Regions from separate parts of the Homo sapiens genome. Here region 2 is linked to region 1. A link is an interaction called in ENCODE POLR2A ChIA-PET data of the cell type or tissue named here. Cell type or tissue: K562. All regions are shown on one strand. Each heading gives the region's core, and the rest is flanking DNA. Links, peaks and the distances in the headings are about the cores only. Region 1 overlaps GALK2 (galactokinase 2). Region 2 overlaps SHC4 (SHC adaptor protein 4).

Evidence for each region. ChIA-PET counts read pairs that join two places held together with the same protein. Peaks named below come from ENCODE experiments on the same cell type or tissue, not always from the same donor. Only the 100,000 strongest peaks of a DNase experiment are listed, where the experiment ranks them.
Region 2: POLR2A ChIA-PET joins it to region 1 with 5 read pairs; 2 of 35 experiments call an interaction of 5 or more read pairs at or near these places.

Annotation. Positions count from the first base shown.
Region 1 is chr15:49,197,460-49,207,847 of GRCh38, forward strand. It overlaps GALK2 (galactokinase 2), which reads left to right. Exons shown (of 10, transcript NM_002044.4): 2 at 3,703-3,791. It also overlaps the pseudogene RN7SL307P. Among named protein-coding and RNA genes, the nearest start is that of GALK2, 32 kb to the left of the region's middle. In K562, for the core only: no CTCF peak of the experiment used is centred there; no DNase peak of the experiment used is centred there.
Region 2 is chr15:48,891,172-48,901,559 of GRCh38, forward strand. The region is part of intron 2 of SHC4 (SHC adaptor protein 4); the gene reads right to left. Among named protein-coding and RNA genes, the nearest start is that of EID1, 18 kb to the left of the region's middle. In K562, for the core only: no CTCF peak of the experiment used is centred there; a DNase peak (open chromatin) is centred at 5,990.

The DNA.
Region 1 (10,388 bases), core at 830-8,829:
ATTGGATTTTGGAATATTTAAAGATACATAATGAGATATCTTGGGGATAGCACCCAAATCTAAACATGAAATTTATTTGTTTCATATACGCTTTATTCACATAGCATGAAGGTAGTTTTATACAATATTTTAAATAATTTTATTTATGAAAGTTTGTGTTAAATACTTAAATGTGGAATTTTCCACTTATAACGTCATGTCTGTGCTTAAAAAGCTTCAAATTTTGGAATGATTTGGATTTTGAAATTTTGAATTAGGAATGCTCAACCTGTAATTATATACTATGGTACATTTTATGTTTTTCTTTATCTACCAGATATTTTTCTTTTCTCCTTTAGTTTTGAAATTTCTGTGGTATTTAAGAAGATTTATATTTTTGTTTTATTGGTTACCTTTGTACTTATATTTTAAAACACCCTTAGAAAATAGGGGAATATTTTCTTATTTAACTTCTACTATCTGCTTTGTCAGTTTTTTTTTCCCAGTGGTGGCTGTTGAAAAGCACTAATATTTTATGTCATTCTATCTCAAATCCAGACAAATAACCTCAGTTGTTTCAACAAACTTCTCTATAAAATAGAAGAAGCTGGGCAGAGAGCAGCAAGATTTATCAACAGCATCATTAAAATTACCCAGTGCACTAACATTACTAACTATCCTGACACAAGCTAAACACTTAATTACCTACCATCTCTCATTGCTTGTGATGTATTCTTTTTTGTTGTTGTTGTTGAGATGGAGTTTTGCTCTTGTTGCCCAGGCTGGAGTGCAATGGCGCGGCCTCTGCTCACTGCAACCTCCACCTGGGCCTGTAATCCCAGCTTGTGATGTATTCTTATTCACCTGCACAGACTGGAAATGATATTGAACCCAGGAACTAAGATACAATCATAACTACCATTTATTAAACACATACTTCATGCCAGTGCTGGGCTGGACACTGTTCCAAATGACCTTATTAATCTTCCCAACAAATCTATGGGATACATGTTTCTATCCTATTTAAAGGAGAATGAGATTAATGAATTTCATCATGTGTAGAGAACAGTTTTAAGCCCAGGTCTACCTGACTGCACAGGCCCTGTTCTTTGTTTTTGTTTGTTTGTTTAATAATATCCTTGTATATGCCTGTACTATAACTTAAAAAAAATCATTGCTTTGTCAGTTTTTTTGGTATCTTTTAACTTTTACCTCTTGCCTATTTAGTAATCAATGAGCTTATTCTACTTTCCTCTTTTTCTTTCCTACACTTCACCTTTTTTTAATAGGTGGACTTTTTCTTTCTAGTAGTAGTTTTAGATTAATCTTAGTTTTGGTGGCTCCCTTCTTTTCTCTTTATTTTACTCAATTTTCCCTTCCTCCCCCTCTTCCCCTCCCCTCTCCCTCCCTCCCTCCCTCCCTCCCTTCCTTCCTTCCTCTTTCATTCTTTCCTTTTTTTCCAAAGACAAGGTCTCATGTTGCCCAGGCTAGAGTGCAGTGGCTACTCGCAGGCAGGATCTTGCCGTTGATCAGTGCGGCAGTTTTGACCTGCTCCATTTCCCTCCTAGGTTGGTTTACTTCTCCTTAGGCAACGTGATAATCCCTTGGCCCCCACAGGTCACCTTATTGAAGCCCAACTTAGTGCAGACACCTGGACAGCGTAGCGCACCACAGCCCAGAACTTCTAGGCTCAAGCGATCCTTCTGCCTTAGCCTCCAGAGTAGCTGGAACTACAGGCACACCCAGGGCGTCCGGCTTTTTTGCTTAATTTTTGTTTCACTATGTTTTGTAGTTCACTAATGTTTTGTAGTTCACTATGGTCTTCTTTTCTCCCTTCTTCTTTTTTCCCCCTATTATAGATAACTTAAAGTTTGGCATTTCGTCTTCTAGTTATACTGAAGACAAAGTTTTTGTATACTTTTATTTGTTCTTGTTTTGTTTTTTGAGGATGTATAGAGAAAGATTTAGGCAGCCGCATCTACCAGGTAGTCCAGTAGATGTATTTTGAGTGATATGCTAGCGATATCAGTTATTGTCTCCCTGCTGCAATCTTTTGTTCTCATCCACAGCCTCTGCTGAAGGAGTAAACACAAGTGACCATATTTGTAACTAAAACAAGTGACCTTATTTTTACTAAATGACCTCACCCTTTGGCCACAGATGAATTTATCTTTCCTGTATGGATACAGGACCTAAACTCTGCCAAGCTGATTATATCTTTTGAGAATTTGAACGAAAGGACACAGAAACGTAATCAGTTAGTATAGGATGCTGGAGCTGTTAAGTCTTGTAGAGTCAAGGCCACAGTGTCATGAAAACTGAAGGTATGGAGGAGCAGAAACTAAGAGGTTCACAGAAGTAGGTGGAATGCAGAGTACTCAGCAGAGAGAAGTTTATAATGGTGTCTTTGGAGCAACAAGAGAATGAGGCAGGAAGAGAGCCAAAGAAACTGGTATAAACAGTTTCTGATGACTATTCAATTCCCAAGAGACGAGCTTGAATAACTTCCAACAATATTCAACATATTTTTCTATTATTTTATTACATTTTCTTGAGGTTTTTTGGGTGTGGGTCTCTGTTTCTTAATTAATTAATTTCCTGAATATATTAGGCTTTAATAAATGTTTATCATCCTGGTGTTATTACCCAGATACAATATGATGTGGGACTACAAATAATGAGGGCTATTCACAGAATTGACTTGAGATAATTTGAGAGTATCAAGTTATTAAATATATTACAAGAATTTTGGATCTGGAAGGGACCTATGAGGAATATCTAGTTCAAATTCTCAAATTTTAGGGAAGAGAGGCCAAGAGAAAATGATTTGCCGAACTTTGACATTGAATTAGAGGTCTCATTAGAATTAGAACTGTGGTTTCCTGATACCCAGTCTAGTTTTCATTTGACTACATGTTCTGAGTTAGACAGTATAACCCCCCAAATTCATATCTACTTGAAACTGCAGAATATGACCTTATTTGGACTAGCATCTTTGCAAATGTAATGAATTAAGATGAGGTCGTACTCAATTAGAGTGGATGGACTTTAATCCAATATGACTGGTGTCCTTACAAGAAGGAAAAACAGACAGAATGCCATGTGATGACACGGCAGAGATTAGAGTAATAAAGCTGTAAGCCAAAGAACACCAAGGATTGACGGCTGCTACCAGAAGGTAGAAAGAGGCAGGGAAGAAATGATTCTCCTCTACAGCTTTCAGAGGTACTACTGACCTCTGGTTTTAGACTTCTGGCTGCAGAATTGTGATTATAAATCTCTGTTGTGTTAAGCCATCCAGTTTATAGTTCTTCGTTATGACAGCCTTAGGAAACCAAATATACTACCGCATGGTACACTTTTAATGTAAAGAGATTCTTCCCTGAATGTCACCAAAAAAGTATACAGAAACTACATTCTTCAAAAGGGAAGAAAATAGCTTTTTCTGTTGGGTATATCAATCTTAACTTTTAAATTCTTCAGTGTGCTTAGCTATACTTTTGTGCCATTTAGAGATTACAGTATTGTTCATCTTGGGATTTTCAAGGAAGTATGTCACTAGGAAATTTTGCTTTTATTCTTTTAAGGAATAATTAATGGTGGCAGGCATATGGAGTGTGTGTGTGTGTGTGTGTGTGTGTGTGTGTGTATGTATGTGTGTGTATGTTATGTTACGGATTTTCTGTTATATGATATTCTGAAATATTGTACTTTTATTTTCAGGTTACTGAAGCTAAAGGAGATGTTTAACTCCAAGTTTGGATCTATTCCCAAGTTTTATGTTCGAGCACCAGGAAGAGTCAACATAATAGGTATTTCAAAAGTTCCTTCTCTTAATTTTTTTCTTCATCCTTTGATAAGATCTAAATTTTTAAAAATATATTTCTTTCTTAATTTTTCCCAAAATAGAATATTTCACATGTATCTACTAATAGTAAGATGTGCCTTTGCATAAGGAACACACTTTACTTTTATCTTTCCCAATCCATGTTATTAGTATTGTTCATTTGTTTTTTAAATGTATTAATTTGTTGAAACCAAGTTGTTAATATTGTTTTCATAAAAAATGAAAATATTTTTCTAGGCCACAGGTTAAAATTTTAGACTGTGGTAAGTAGTTTTGATGGTTTTATATTTACTCACTGGGTTAGAGGAGCACAGGGAAACCTTAAAATTCCTTGCTACTAAAAGTGTGGTCCAGAATTTGCAGCCCTTCTAGATGAATTTATCTTTCCTTTTGTTTATCCTGTGAAGTACTTTGAATTTTACTACCTTTTAGTGGTAAATAACACAACCTTTCAACATTTTGTTTACTATCATTTTATCAATGTCCCTATATATAATAATTGACATAGTTGTACTTAGACTACATACCATTTGTATCTTTTTTTCATTTAATATATCATAAATATTTCCATGTATCTATTTCCATTTTCTGCTGGTATAACAGAATTCCACAGATGGGGTAATTTATCAACAATAGAAGTTTATTTGGCTTGTGATTCTGGAGGCAGAGAAGTTCAATATCATGGTACTCACATCTGGTGATGGCCTTCTTATTGTGTTATTCTCTTTTTTTTCTGAGATGGAGTTTTGCTCTTATTGCCCAGGCTGGTGTGCAATGGTGCAGTCTCGGCTCACTGCAACCTCTGCCTCCCGGGTTCAAGTGATTCTCCTGCCTCAGCCTCCCGAGTAGCTGGGATTACAGGCATGTGCCACCATGCCTGGCTAATTTTTTGTATTTTTAGTAGAGACAGGGTTTCTCCATGTTGGTCAGGCTGGTCTCGAACTCCCAATCTCAGGTGATCCACCTGCCTTGGCCTCCCAAAGTGCTGAGATTACAGGCGTGAGCCTCCACACCTGGCCTCTTGTGTCTGTTAACTGACCTCTCCCTACCTGCCCTTCCTGCCCTCACTACATGTTATCCTTCCCAGCCTCTAGTAACCATTAATTTATCCTCTATTTTTATGAGATCAACTCTTTTAGCCTCCATATATGAGTGAGAACATGAGGTATGTATCTTTCTGTGCCTGACTTATTTCACTTAACATAATGTCCTCTAAGCTCATCCATGTTGCTGTGAATAACAGGATTTCACTCTTTTAGGTGGCTGAATAGTATTCCATTGCACACATACACCACATTTTAAAAATCCATTCATCTGTGAATGGACATTTATGTTGATTCTGTATCTTGACTATTGTGAATAGTTTTGCAATAAACAAGAGAGCCACATATCTCTTTGACATACTGATGTCCTTTTCTTTGGATATATACCTAGTAATGGGATTGCTGGATCATATGGTGGTTCTATTTTTAGTTTTTTGAGGAGCCTTCATACTGTTTTCCATATGGCTATACTAATTTACTTTCCCACCAACAGTGTAGAAGAATTCTTATTTCTCTGCATTCTCTCTAACACTTATTATTTTTTGTCTTTTTGATAATAGTCATCCTAACTGAAGTGAGATAATATCTCCTGGTGGTTTTGATTTGCATTTTCCTGATTATTAGTGATGTTGAGCATTTGTCTATGATTGTAAGTCATTTGTATGTCTTCTTTTTAGAAATGTCTATTTAGATCATTTGCCAATTTTTATTTTATTTTATTTTATTAATTTATTTATTTTGAGACAGAGTCTCTCTCTGTTGCCCAGGCTGGAGTGCAGTGGCACGATCTGGGCTCACTGCAACCTCCACCTCCTGGGTTCGAGCAATTCTCCTGCCTCGGCCTCCCGAGTAGCTGGGACTACAGGCACGTGCCACCATGCCCAGGTAATTTTTGTATTGTTAGTAGAGATGGGGTTTCACCATGTTGGCCAGGATGGTCTTGAACTCCTGACCTCAGATGATCTGCCCACCTTGGCCTCCCAAAGTGCTGGGATTACAGGTGTGAGCCACCACACCGAGACCATTTGCCAATTTTTTAATTGGAATATTTGTTTTACTACTGTTGAGTTAAGTTTTTTATATATTCTGGAGATTAATTCCTTGTTCGGTGAATAGTTTACAAATATTTTATCCCTTTCAACAGGTTGTCTCTTCACTCTATTGGAAGGTTTCCTTTGCTGTGCAGAAGCTTTTTAGTTTGATATAATTTCATTTGTCTATTTTTGTTTCTTTGCCTGTGCTTTTATAGTCTTATTCATAAAATCTTTGCCTAGACCAATGTCTTGAAGTGTTTCCTTTATGTTTTCTTCTAGTAGTTTCATAGTTTCAGTTCTGATGTTTAAGTCTTTAATCCATTTTAAATTCATTTTTATAAATGGTGAGATATTGGGGCCTATTTTTATTCTTTTGCATATGGATATCTAGTTTTTCCATCACCATTTATTAAACAGATTGTCCTTTTCCCTATGAATGAAAGTAACTTTGTTGAAAATCATTTGGCCTTGGCCAGGCATGGTGGCTCACACTTGCAATCCCAGCACTTTAGGAAGCCGAGGAGGGTGGATCACTTGAGGTCAGGAGTTTGAAAGCAGCCTGGCCAACATCATGAAACCTCGTCTCTGCTAAAAATACAAAAATTAGCTGGGTGTGGTGGCACACACCTGTAATCCCAGCTACGCAGGGGGCTGAGGCACGAGAATCTCTTGAATCTGGGAGGCGGAGGCTGCAGTGAGCCGAGATCAAACCACTACTGCACTCCAGCAGGATTCTGTCTCAAAAAAAAAAAAAAAAAGAAAATCAGTTGGCTGTAAATACATGGATTTAGCTCTGGGTTCTCTATTCTGTTCTATTGGTCTGTATGTCTGTTTTTACGCCAAAACCATAGTATTACTGTAGCTTTGTAGTATATTTGAAGTCAGATAGTGTGATGCCTCCAGCTTTTCTTTTCTTCTTCTTCTTCTTCTTTTATTTTTTTTTTTGGCTCAGGATTGCTTTGGTTTTTTGGGGTCTTTTGTGATTCCATACAAATTTTAGAATTAATTTCTGTGAAGAATGTCATTGGTATCATACGAGGAATTGCATTGAATCTGTAGTAGTATGGTCATTTTAACAATATTAATTCTTCCAGTCCAAGAATGTGGGATGTCTTCCCACTTTTTTGTATCCTCTTCAATTTCTTTCATCAGTGTTTTATTGTTTTCATTGTACAGGTCTTTTATCACCTTGGTTAAATTTATTCCTAGATATTCATTTTTTTTAGCTATTTCAAATGGGATTGCTTGCTTGATTTCTTTTTCAGGTAGTCTGTTATTGGTGTATAGAAACACTAGTGATTTTAAAAATTTTTTCAAAGTACTTTTATTTATTATTTTAAAATCTTATTTTTCCATAAGTTATTGGGGTACAGGTGGTATTTGGTTACATGAATACATTTTTTAGTGGTGATTTGTGAGATTTTGGTGTACCCATCACCCAAGCAGCATACACTGCACTGTATTTGTAGTCTTCTATCCCGCGCTCCCCTCCCACTCTTCCTCACAAGTCCCCGATGTCCATTACCTAATTCTTATGCTTTTGCATCCTCATAGCTTAGCCCCCACATATCAGTGAGAACATACAATGTTTGGTTTTCCATTTCTGAGTTATTTAACTTAGAATAATAGTCTCCAGTCTCATCCAGGTCACTGCAAATACTGTTAATTCATTCCTTTTTATGGCTGCATAGTATTCCATTGTATATATACCACAGTTTCTTTATCTACTTGTTGATTGATGGGCATTTGGGTTGGTTCCGCGATTGGGTTGGTTCCATAATACCAATGACATATAGTGGCAATTGTGAATTGTGCCACTATAAACATGCGCGTGCACATATCTTTTTCAAATAATGACTTCTTTTCCTCTGAGTAGATACCCATTAGTGGGATTGCTGGATCAAATGGTAGTTCTACTTTTAGTTCTTTAAGGAATCTCCACACTGTTTTCCATAGCAGCTGTACTACTTTACATTCCCAACAGCAGTGTAGAAGTGTTCCCTGTTCACCACATCCACACCAACATCTACTCTTTTTTGATTTTTAGATTATGGCCATTCTTGCAGGAGTGAGGTGGTATCACATTGTGGTTTTGATTTGCATTTCCCTGATCATTAGTGATGTTGAGCATTTTTCCATATGTTTGTTGGCCATTTCTATATCTTCCTTTGAGAATTGTCTATTCGTGTCCTTAGCCCACTCTTTGAATGGGATGGTTTGTTTTTTTCTTACTGATTTGTTTGAGTTCATTGTAGATTCTGGACATTAGTCCTTTGTCAGATGTATAGACTGTGAAGATTTTCTCCAACTCTGTAGGTTGTCTTTTTACTCTGCTGACTGTTCCTTTTGCCATGCAAAAGCTCTTTAGTTTAATTAGGTCCCAGCTGTTTATCTTTGCTTTTATTGCATTTGCTTTTGGGTTCTTGGTCATGAAATCCTTGCCTAAGCCAATGTCTAGAAGGGTTTATCCAATGTTATCTGCTAGAATTTTTTTAGTTTCATATCTTAGGTTTAAGTCCTTAATCCATTTTGAGTTGATTTTTGTGTAAGGTGAGAGATGGGGATCCAGTTTCATTCTCCCACATGTGGCTAGCCAGTTATCCCCGCACAATTTGTTGAAAAGGGTGTCCTTTCCCTACTTTTTGATTTTGTTTGCTTTGTTGAAGATCAGTTGGCTATAAGTATTTGGGTTTATTTGTGCGTTCTCTATTTTGTTCCATTGGTCTACGTGCCTATTTTTATACTAGTACCACGCTGTTTTGGTTGACTATGGCCTAATGGTATAGTTTGAAATCAGGTAGTGTGGTGCCTCCAGATTTGTTTCTTTTTGCTTAGTCTTGTTTTTGCTATGCAGGCTCTTTTTTGGTTCCATATGAATTTTTATTTATTTATTTATTATTATTATACTTTTTTTAGGGTACATGTGCACAATGTGCAGGTTAGTTACATATGTATGGTTCCATATGAATTTTATAATTGTTTTTTCTAAGTCTGTGAAGAATGATGGTGGTATTTTGATGGGGACTGCATTGAATTTGTAGATTGCTTTTGGCAGTATGGTCATTTTCACAATATTGATTCTACCCATCCATGAGCATGGGATGTGTTTCCATTTGTTTGTGTTGTCTATGATTTCTTTCAGCAGTGTTTCGTAGTTTTCCTTGTAGAGGTCTTTTGACTCCTTTGTTAGGTATATTCCTGAGTATTTTATTTTATTTTTTATTTATTTATTTTTTGCAGCTATTGTAAAAGGGGTTGAGTTCTTCATTTGATTCTCTGGTCGCTGTTGGTATATAGAAGAGCTATATTTGTGTACATTAATCTTGTATCTGGAAACTTTGCTGAATTCTTTTATCAGTTCCAGGAGCTTTCTGAAGGAGTCCATAGGGTTTTCAAGGTAAACGATCGTATCATCAGCAAACAGTGACAATTTGAGTTCCTCTTTACCAATTTGAATGCCCTATATTTCTTTCTCTTGTCTGATTGCTCTGGCTAGGACCTCCAGTACCATGTTGAAAAGGAGTGGTGAGAGTGGGCATCTTAGTCTTGTCCCAGTTCTCAGAGGGAATGCTTTCAACTTTACCTCATTCAATATTATGTTGGCTGTGGGTCTGTCATAGATGGCTTTTATTACATTGAGGTATGTCCCTTTTATGTCAATTTTGCTGAGAGTCTTAATCATAAAGCTTGCTGGATTTTGTCGAATGCTTTTTCTGCATCTATTGAGATGATCATGTGATTTTTGTTTTCTATTCTGTTTATGTGGTGTATCACATTTATAGACTTGCCTATGTTAAACCATCCCTGCATCCCTGGTGTGAAACCCACTTGATCATGGTAGATTAACTTTTTGATATATTGTTGGATTTGGTTAGCTGGGATTTTGTTAAGGATTTTAGCATCTATGTTCATCAAGGATATTGAACTGTAGTTTTCTTTCTTGGTTATGTCCTTTCCTGGTTTTGATATTAGGGTGATGCTGGCTTCATAAAATGAATTCGTAAAATGAATTCGGAAAGGTTCCTTCTTTCTCTATCTTGTGGAATACTGTGAAAAGGATTGGTTTCAATTCTTCTTTGAATGTCTGATAGAGTTCTGCTGTGAATCTGTCTGGTCCTGTACTTTTTTTTTGTTGGTAATTTTTAAATTACCATTTAAATCTCACTGCTTGTGATTGGTCTGTTCAGGGTATCTAATTCTTCCTGATTTAAGCTAGGAGGGTTGTATTTTTCCAGGAATTTATCCATCTATTCTAGGTTTTCTAGTTTACTCATGTAAAGGTGTTCATAGTCGCCTTGAATGATCTTTTGTATTTCAGTGGTATCAATTGTAATATCTCCTCTTTTGTTTCTTAGTGAGGTTATTTGGATTTTCTCTCTTCTTTTCTTGGGTTAATCTTGCTAATGGTCTATCAATTTTCTTTTCTTTTTTTGAGACGGAGTCTCGCTTTTGTCACCCAGGCTGGAGTGCAGTGGTGTGATCTCA
Region 2 (10,388 bases), core at 1,236-9,235, 310 kb before region 1:
AATCATCTCTGTAATGTTATGAATAAAAAGCTTCATAGTATCTCAGAACTAAAGACAATTAAATGCAAAAAGAACCTGACACGAGAAAATTTAAAAGGATCGGGAGAACGTTGAACTTCAAGGTGGTCTCAAATGGAGTTTTATTGACTAGGTTGCTGCTGCGAGCCATTGAGCTTTCATGTAATTTCACAGAAGAAAAGAAATCAATATCAAATTTCCTCCTTTGCTTACTTTTCTGCCCTTCCTATATATTGCACTTCCTGAGAGAAAGGCACCGCTAAAATAAGTAGTTGCTCCTTAATGGAAGTGGTGAAGAAACTGGCGCCCTCCTTTCCAGAAATGCAGTTATAACTAAAAGCTTTTGTCTCTGGGACTCTGAGCATTCATAACTGCCCAAGCTTTCACTCTGTGTAATTTGAACCTTAGCCTTGTGGCTTTGAACACATATATTAAACTTCTCACAAGGCAAATGGAAATCTCTTCTGGATTCCCCAGAGATCATTGTTTAAATTAATAAACTATATTCTCTCACACACACACCAATACACATACACATGCAACATTGTATTATAGTTTTTATATATATTATATTTCACAATAATATTTTCTATAGTTTCGATTCCCAAAGGAAGTGGGGAGAGGTCAGAGAGAGGAATGCAGACCCATTTTTGTTTTGTTTTGTTTTGTTTTGTTTTTGTTTTGAGACGGAGTCTCGCTCTGTCGCCCAGGCTGGAGTGCAGTGGCGCGATCTCAGCTCACTGCAAGCTCCGCTTCCCGGGTTCATGCCATTCTCCTGCCTCAGCCTCCCGAGTAGCTGGGACAACAGGCGCCCACCAACACGCCCGGTTAATTTTTTTGTATTTTTAGTAGAGATGGGGTTTCACCGTGTTAGCCAGGATGGTCTCGATCTCCTGACCTCGTTATCCGCCCGCCTCGGCCTCCTAAAGTGTTGGGACTACAGGCGTGAGCCACCGCGCCCGGCCATGCAGACCCATTTTTAAAACTACAGCTATGATATTTTGTAGTGCAGAGCGATGTTCTTCTAGAAAATACTTTTGAAAGATAAGCAGAATTCCCAAAGATTCTAGGCATTATTTTGCACTTATAATGTATGTTTTAGCTCAGATCATTTTTTCTATATAAATGAAACTCTTCTTCAAGGTATTATCTTGTCTGATTTTTGCATAATTATCTGCAACCAAAGGATAGAATGGATCTTTGGTTAGCATATATTCTCAGAATTTCATATTTATTGTTTCTCTAGGATTCTATCCTTTGTTCTCTGGAGTCAAATAGAAGGATAACACAGATAGTTGGGCCCTCTGGCTTGGTTGGTTGATTGACATTTTGAGTCATCTTAATGACTACTCAATAATTGATAAGACTCATATTATTAATCCAAATTGGCACTGATACTGCCGAAATAGCTAGTCCAGGCACCCCACTCTATTGACAGTATTTAATAAAGAGGTATTATAAGATAGGGCAGATCCTTTAATCCATGAGAGTGATTTGGATGTTTTGGTCTAAAAATACAAAAAATTAGCCAGGCATGGTGGCAGGCACCAGTAATCCCAGCTACTTGGGAGGCTGAGGCAGGAGAATCTCTTGAAGCCGAGAGGCAGAGGTTGCAGTGAGCTGAGATCACGCCATTGCACTCCAGCCTGGGCAAAAAGAGCAAAACTCCGTCTCAAAAAAAAAAAAAAAAAAGTTGACTATAAATGATATGAACTTAAAGTAAAAACAAAGGTGGATATTGATGCTGCCAAATATAATAACAACAATAATAAAAATATAACAATAATTATATGCCAAATATAGTAACTTTTTACTAGAAGTTGTTACTTTTATATAGCATCTTGTAATTTCACAAACTGTTTTCCCACACGTTTGTTTTCTTGATTCTCACACCAATTATCAATATCTTCTAACAAAAAGTAATGCAGTGAATTGAAGCTGAAGGGAATACTTTACAGCATGAATACCTCTCAAGGAGGTTTTGAAAGGATGAACCTTCCTGGCAGGGAGGGGATTGGAAATTCTAGACAGACAGAAGAACATAGGTGAAGACACCAAAACACAAAGTATCATGATATGAGGGGAATTACAGGTACTTTGATATTGCTGGAGCATAACATATGGTAGTAGAAGAGTGAATATTAACTAAGAAATAAGAGTCTAAAAACTGTTTCTGTGAAGTGCCAGACGGTAAATATTTCAGACTTTGCTCTTTTGCAAGTACTCAACTCTGCCATTGTAGCACAAAAAGCAGCCTTAGCCAATATGTAGACAAGTGAGCATGGCTGTGTTCCAATAAAACTTTATTTATAGAAACTGAAGGCTGGCCAGATTTGGCCCATGGGCCATAGTTTGTTGACCCCTGGATCCGATAATTCACACAAAAGGAGGGAGAAATCATTTGGCTTTTTAAGACGGGAAAATATTCACATTCATTATAATTTTAAAATTGAAAATTAAAACAACAAGATACTTCACTCATATTAAATTAGGAAAAAAGATACAAAACCCAGTGTTGGAAAAGATGGGAAATATTCTGCTTTAGGCATATTTATCCATTGCCAGGGGCCTTGGTTAGTATTAATACAATCTGAGAGTAATTTGGTAAAAGTTGACAAATGTCAAAATTTATCAGAGCACAGGTGGGGCGTGGTGGCACATACTTGTAGTCCCAGCTACTTGGAAGGATTGCTTGAGCCCAGGAGTTCAAGGCTGCAGTGCCACTGCACTCCCACCTGGGTGACAGAGCGAGGCCCTGCCTCTAAAAACAATTTGTTTAAATAACTTATTACAAACTTCGACAAGGTGGGGAGAAGCCTGTATTGGGATAGCATTGAGTATATAAGTAAAAGAAACACTTCAAGTAAGAAACCAACCCGAAGTCTTGTGATATAGAGATAAAACATATCAAAATAAATATTGCCACTCGGACTATAGAAATATGAAGAAGTCTATATAAATTAGTGTGAAAAAGTAGAACTTGCAACAGTATGTACACATTGGTAGCAGCTATACAAAATTAATCCTGTGTCAATAGTAATATAGAAAGAGCTTGTAAACTATGGCTTGGTTTTAGGTGCTTTTTTTGTGGTTTGCTATTTTGTTTCTGATTCTACCGATGTTTAGATATAAACAAGGTAAACAATGTTATGTTTTACTTTCATTGTGCACTTGATCGGATAAGTAATCCTTTAAAATATTGAAAATAATGCAGAGTAAGTTCCTTCAGCAGGAGTTTTGCTAGTGTGAGGCAAAGGTGTTGAGATGTGAAGGCACATCAAAGATGTCCCAATGGAGAGGTGACACCCATAGAGAGACGGGACAATGTTCCTGTTATGGATACTAACAGATGTTCTTTATTTCTCTCTCTGCTCCCATTCCAGCTTAGCTTTTAACCCCTCCATCTTTGTAGCCACTAAATCCAGATTTCCTTTTTCAGTTTTTTAAGTAGAGTTACCTGTTTCTATTCCCAAAAGTTTCATAAAGATAAAAAATCTTGAGCACGTTTAGTAAAGCCTTTTAGAATGGTGCACCTTGCAGTAGCAGGGAGCCCGAGTTTCAGTGAAAGAACAGCCTCTATTTATATTTATTTATTTAATTTTTTTGCTTTTGTAGAGATGGGGGTCTCACTCTGTTGCCAGGTTGGAGTGCAGTGGTGGGATCATAGCTCAATGCAGCCTCAACCTCCTTGGGTTCAAGCAGTCCTCCCACCTCAACCTCCCCTGTGGCTGGGACCACTACAACTGGCAAAAACCGCCACAATTAGCTAATTTTTTCTTTTCCTTTTTTATTTTTTGTAGAGACAGGGTCTCCCTATGTTGCCTGGGTTGGTCTTGAACTCCTGGGCTCAAGTGAGTCTCCCACCTCAGCCTCCCAAAGTGCTGGGATTAGAGGTGTGAGCCACAGCTCCTGGCCAGCCCCTATTTACTGAGCACTCTTTATGGTCAGGCCCAGAAGTGAGCACCTTATGTACATCATTTCATTGAGTCATAACAGTACCATTCCAAGGTATGGACTTTACCCTCATTTTACCAATGAGGATAATAAAGTTCAAATAATTTAAATAACTGTACAAATAACGCAATTGACAGTGAGAGAGACAGAATGCAAATCCAGTTCTGACTTCAAAACCCACAAGCACCGGGGAGGAACCATATTGCCAGATGGATAAAAAGGAGGGAGTCCTAGGCTCCAGAGACTAGGGAAAGTAGTATATTGACTGTCCTTCCCTTGTTCACTCCCCTAACATAGTGAGGCGCAGCTCTTTGGCCAATCGTTAATACCCGCGTGGCTGGTAAACTACCCAGGCAAAAGGACAAAGTGGTAGGGGCTGACTCTAGAAAAGGCTTACTCGGATGCCCCTGCCCTTCCCCAGCCCTCTGCTGTCTATGGCTGGCTGCCACCTCCTGGAAGAAACGAGCATCTGGAGCCAGGCTGTGCCCACCTGGGCAAACACATATGAGTGTGCACTCACACGCTCACTCAGAACTGTATATTTGAGGCATGTGAGGCTTTACAGAGCGCCCAAAATCTCTTGATATACAAAACTCTGCTCAAAAGAAAAAAAGGGGAAAACTTGTGCTTATGAACTTGCTTTAAAAAGTAATAATTAGCCAGGCACAGTGGCTCATGCCTGTAATCCCACCACTTAGGGAGGCCGAGGCAGGAGTATCCCTCAAGTCCAGGACTTCGAGACCAACTGGACAACATGGTGAGTCCTTGTGTCCACAAAAATATATATATTTTTAAATTGCCAGGCACAGCAGTGCACACCTGTGGCCACAGCTACCCAGGAGCCCGATGCAGGAGGATTGCTTGAGCCTAGGAGTTCAAGGCTGCAGTGAGTTAGGATCACATTACTGCACTCCAGTCTGGGCGACAGAGCAAGATCCTGTCTCAAAAAAAATAGTAGTTATTAATTTTTTGAATTGGAGACTCTAAGATGAGCCATGCCTCTCTCCAGTAAAAGACCTATTTGTACAAACTTTCCTTCTTTCTTTTTCTTTCTTTCTTTCTTCCTTTCTTTCTCTCTCTCTCCCTCCCTCCCTCCCTCTCTCTTTCTCTCTCTCTCCCTCCCTCTCCCTCTCTCTCTCTCTCTCTCCCTCCCTCTCCCTCTCTCTCTCTTTCTTTTCTTTCTTTTTTTTTTTTTGAGACGGAGTCTCACTCTGTCGGCCAGGCTGGAGTTCAATGGCATGATCTCAGCTCACTGCAACCTCCGCCTCTAGGGTTCAAGCGATTCTCCTGCCTCAGCCTCCCAAGTAGCTGGAATTACAGGTGCCTGCCACCATGCCCGGCTAATTTTTGTATTTTTAGTAGAGATGGGATTTCGCCACATTGGCCAGGCTGGTCTCAAACTCCTGACCTCAGGTGATCTGCCCGCCTGGCCTTTCAAAGTGCTGGGATTACAGACATGAGCCACCGCGCCCAGCCTGTACAAACTTTTCTATTCCATTTAAGAAGGTCCACTCCTCACCCCAAAGCTCCCCAAAACATTCTGTGGACCTCTTAGAAATTACAGATCCCAGGTTAAGAAATACTGCTTTAAATTAACCTCTCAAATTCTGCTGGCCTTGCTGATAGCAGCGTTAACAAATCTCCTGAAATCCCAGCAAGGACAGGCAGATAGATGCCTACATTTTGTTGCTTTTGTTCACAAAGATCTTTTCTTCCCCTGCTACTGGGACCAAGACATTAACTGTAACATTTTCAAGAACAAATAGTACTTTCAGTGCTTTTCTGGAGTCTCAGCCACACCCTTGGGCCAACTTTACAAATGCCGAGGAGAAAGAAAAAGAAAACAGAGTTGAGAGCGATTTCTCCTGGGGCTCAGGGGGTCCCCGCCATTCTTGCAGCCCAAGCAGCTGCGCTCCTGCAGAACCTTTTTGGAGCTGAGTGGCGGTGAGACTTTCTCCAGCTAGCAAACATTCAGCAAGTGTCTGCTCTTAGAGGAGCAGAAATTTTGGGGTTTCAGTGGCTAAAGATTTCCATCCTGGGAGCCTGTATTAGAAAGAAAGAGAAACGCCCCAGAGCACCAACAGTGGCCACTTTGTTTATTGTTTCGCCACATGAGAGAGAAGGGGAGAAGTGGGCTGATGTAAGAGAATGAGAATGCCGTGGAAGATTTGCTTTTAAGCATATAAAACCCTGCCTACGCCATAAGACCAAAAAAAGATATTTTGTCTGTCTTAACAGAGTCCAAACTAATCATCCAAACAAAGCCACCTTTCTTCATCAACTCCTGGCCACTACAACACTTAAGTTATAATTCTTCTGTGTTTTTAACCCTTAAACAGTTAAGCTCCTCTGGAAGCAATGTCGCCACACACACACACACACACACACACGCACACACTTTTTTTTTTTTTAAGTTTGGAAGGCAATATCACAATCCAAGACAAAGGGGAGCATTTAATGGGAGGAGAGGCTGCGCGGCAGATTTTTTCTGGTGAATGTCAAGATGCAGTTCTTCAGTAAATAGGAAAGCCAGAAAATGTGCAACATGAAACCAGGCAAAGGGGCCCAGCTGGAATGATTAAAGGCAATGATCCCCACATCCCCCACCTTCTGACACACACACACACACACACACACACACATCTATAGTCACATATGCAGTGAAGGAGTAGTTCCAGTTTTGTCCCTGCAAATAGGAATGAGAATAAAATTTTAATCACAGCAAGAGCCTTTCCAAAATAAAAAGTCAACGATACTCAGCCAAAACAAATTCACCTGCGTTTCCCAAAGGTCTTTCTTTCACTTTGCATCTCCAACGTAAGTCCTTAAAGAAATCAGTTAACAAAGTCTAAGGGACATGTTGCACCCTAAATGTCTTGGATTGCCTTCTTATTATGAATGAAGAGACTGAGTAATTCAGACTGCACATCCATGTGGTATCATGCTGTTCTCATTGTTCTAGGGAAACCAGTACCATCTTTTTTTAAATCTTTGCCTCCAGGACAGCAAGGCTCAGTGATCTATGTGTTCAATTTTGTCCAGCTTAGTGAAATTAAAGACATCCAAGAATTTGTGAAAGCCCTCAGACAGGACACTTTAGAACAGGAACCTGCCTCTGTGGCGATAAGCACACAATGAACGCAGTCAGTGCCCACAGACCAGTTGAAAATGGAAAGCCTCAGACTTGCTTTGTGCTATTATCAAGGGGCATCACCCGTGTACTCTAGGAGGGTGAACTCAGCCTCATAAAATACATCCTTTCACTTTAGAAACAGGCACCTCGGGTCCCAGGATGGTCAAATAAAACCTTTGAGTACTGCCCACAGCATTTATCCCCACACTGACTTAGTGTCCCACTCTGTTCACCTGAATTGTACTTAAAGTCTGTTTCTAAAGTACATTTGCTAGCCAACCCAGCTCAGCAACCATAGGAAATGGGTTTGTCTGTCTACTTCGTGATTCTGCCCTTTGGCTCTGATGCAAATGTGAACCCATTAATCACACTGGAATGAAGTGAAGGACCCTCTTGTCTGGAGTATCACATCTCCCCTATAACTCTCACTAGTTAACGGACATTAAGTGCTGGTTTTTTCCTGTCCCCACAGAGATTTCCTGTAATACAATCATGTATCTCAAAATTCAAACACCTACACCCACAAACTGATGGCTTATAGGCTTTATAAGTGGTTAAAGAAATGACAATAAGAAATAGAGTTGGTTTCATATAAAATACATGGGAATTTATAAATTCAAAAGATTGTTCTCCTTTAGGGTAAACTGGGCTTCTTTAAAACAACTTTGTTTTTGACAAAATATTCAAAATATTATGAAGGTGTGTCTTTTGGAGTTAAAGAGTGCACTGATGCATAATGTGGTCACTTAAAAGCCAAAGCTCATTTAGAAAAAAAAAAAAAAAAAACCGAAAACAGGTCTTACTTAGTCACCCACTTTATTCACTCAAGCTCACTCTAAGCAATGTATATCTACTTCCAAAAATTCTTCAGAGAATACTTGGAATTTTAAAGATATTTAAAACAGTTTGGCCAGGTGTGGTGGCTCACACCTGTAATCTTTGTACTTTGGGAGGCCAAGGTAGGCGGATCACTTGAGGTCAAGAGTTTGAGACCAGCCTGGCCAACATCGTGAAACCCCATCTCTAGTAAAAATACAAAAATTAGCTGGGCATGGTGGTGCACATCTGTAATCCCAGCTATTAGGGAGGCTGAGGCAGGAGAATTGCTTGAACCGGGAGGTGGAGGTTGCAGTGAGCCAAGATTGTGCCATTGCACTACAACCTGGGTGACAGAGCAACCCTCCGTCTCAATAAATAAATAAATGAATAAATAAATAAACAAACAGTAAAACAGTTTGTCATACAGGTGTCTATATTACTGAGCAAGACAGCAATTGGTGTAATGAATATATTACTTCTACCACTGTTTTTTTTTTTAAATAACTCTGGTTCTTTTAAAGGCTATTTGGCAAATATGTTGTAAATTTTTTTGGGAATTCCATTTTTTTAAATGTGTGTGCACCTCTGGAAGGAACGAACAACTGGCCTACCAAGTTAATCCACCTTGACAAATAATAGTAGGACAACTTCAGCTTGCACATCCACAGAGAGTACACCATTTAGGTAAGTGGTGATCAAACTGTAAAGTTCTTAAGAATCAACTGGGTGCTGGTTAAAATACAGATTTCTAGGACTGTTCCTAGAGGTTTTGATTCTGAGGTGAGGCCTAGGAATCTACAGCTTAACAAACCTTCCAAGTGATTCTGACACAGAGTTCATGAACCACACAGCTGATTAAACCTACTTGGACTCGTTGCATTGAGTAACAGGTTCTGTGCTCTATAGCTTAGACCAGATGGTTGTGTTAGTGCGTGTTAAGGAATGAGGTCACCTCTTCCTAGAGGCTAGGCTAGGGAAGGTTACACTGTCTATACGTTTGATGATATTCCGTTCTGGGGAATTTTGTTTTCAATGTAGTCACTCTATATTCTGGGATAGATATTTGGTATAATCCTCTCTTCTCCTCTCTGCCTCCCCCATTCTCATCTCCTAAAGAAGAAGGGCTTTATGGCTGGGCGCAGTGGCTCACACCTGTAATCCCAGCACTTTGGAAGGGCTAGGTGGGAGGATGACCTGAGGTCAGGAGTTCAAGACCAGCCTGGCCAACATAGTGAAACCCCATCTCTACTAAAAATACAAAAGTAGCCGGAAGTGGTGGTGGGCACCTGTAGTCCTAGCTACTTGGGAGGCTGAGGCAGGAGAATCTCTTGAACCTGGGAGGTGGAGGTTGCAGTAAGCTGAGATCGTGCTACTGCACTCCTGCCTGGGCTACAGAGTGAGATTCCAACTCAAAAAAAAAAAAAGAAAAAAAGAAGAAGAAGAAGGGCTTTTACCAGAGGGCACATGGAGGTCCTGAACATCTTTGCTTACATCACCCTTTGCACACACAAGCAGTGAGAGAGTGGCCTGCATTCTCTCTCTTATCTGGAGGCAGCAAGGTCATCCTGGAGGCAGCAAGATCTAATCTATTTGCCCCTAAAATGCATTCAACACTCTAGGCAGTGGTTCTCAGCCTTGGCTGCACATTGGACTACACCACCAAGAATTTTACGAAGTTCTGAAGACTGGGTCTCAGCTCCAGAGATTCTGAATTAATTGGTGCCGGACAGGGCTTGGGGGTCAGAAGTTTTAAGATCTCTTCCAAATGCTTCCAACAAGGCTAAGGTTGAGAATCACTCTAGCAGCAGTTGGCAAACTTTTTCTGAAAAGGGCCAGGTAGGAAATATTTTAGCCTTTGCAGGTTATATAGTTTCTGTTACAGCTACTCAATTCTGCTGTTGTAGCTAGAAAAACAGCCATAGGCAATCCATAAACAAATGGATGTGCTTGTGTGCCAGTAACACTTATGGACACTGAAATTTGAATTCCATATGATTTTCATGTGTCACAAAATATTCTTTTGGGGTGTTTTTTCCAACCATTTAAAAATTGTCAAAACCATTCTTGGCTGACAAGGTGGCAAAATCGAAATCAGGTAGCAGGTGGGATTTGGCCTGCAGGCTGTTGTTCTCTGACTCTTGCTCTAAAGCAAACCGGAAACAAATGTAAGAGGCTTTGGGGTCGTGGTCAGTTATTAGCTTGTGCATGGTGCAAAGCTTATTAGAGTGTAATCTTTTGCAAGGATTGTTTATACATATTTTGAACTTTGTCTTGTTCGGTTTCTTGGTACAGGAAGTTGGGTATTATAAGAAAGGGGTCTTTCCCTATGTCAGTATAAGAATTATGGGACTCCCTTTACGCTGTAAATTATTGTTTTTCCATTCTTTTATTCTAACAGCACTCAGTAGAGGCAGATGGAAACAAATTATTTTTTCCTTTTAATTATCATCTAACCTTCATTAAG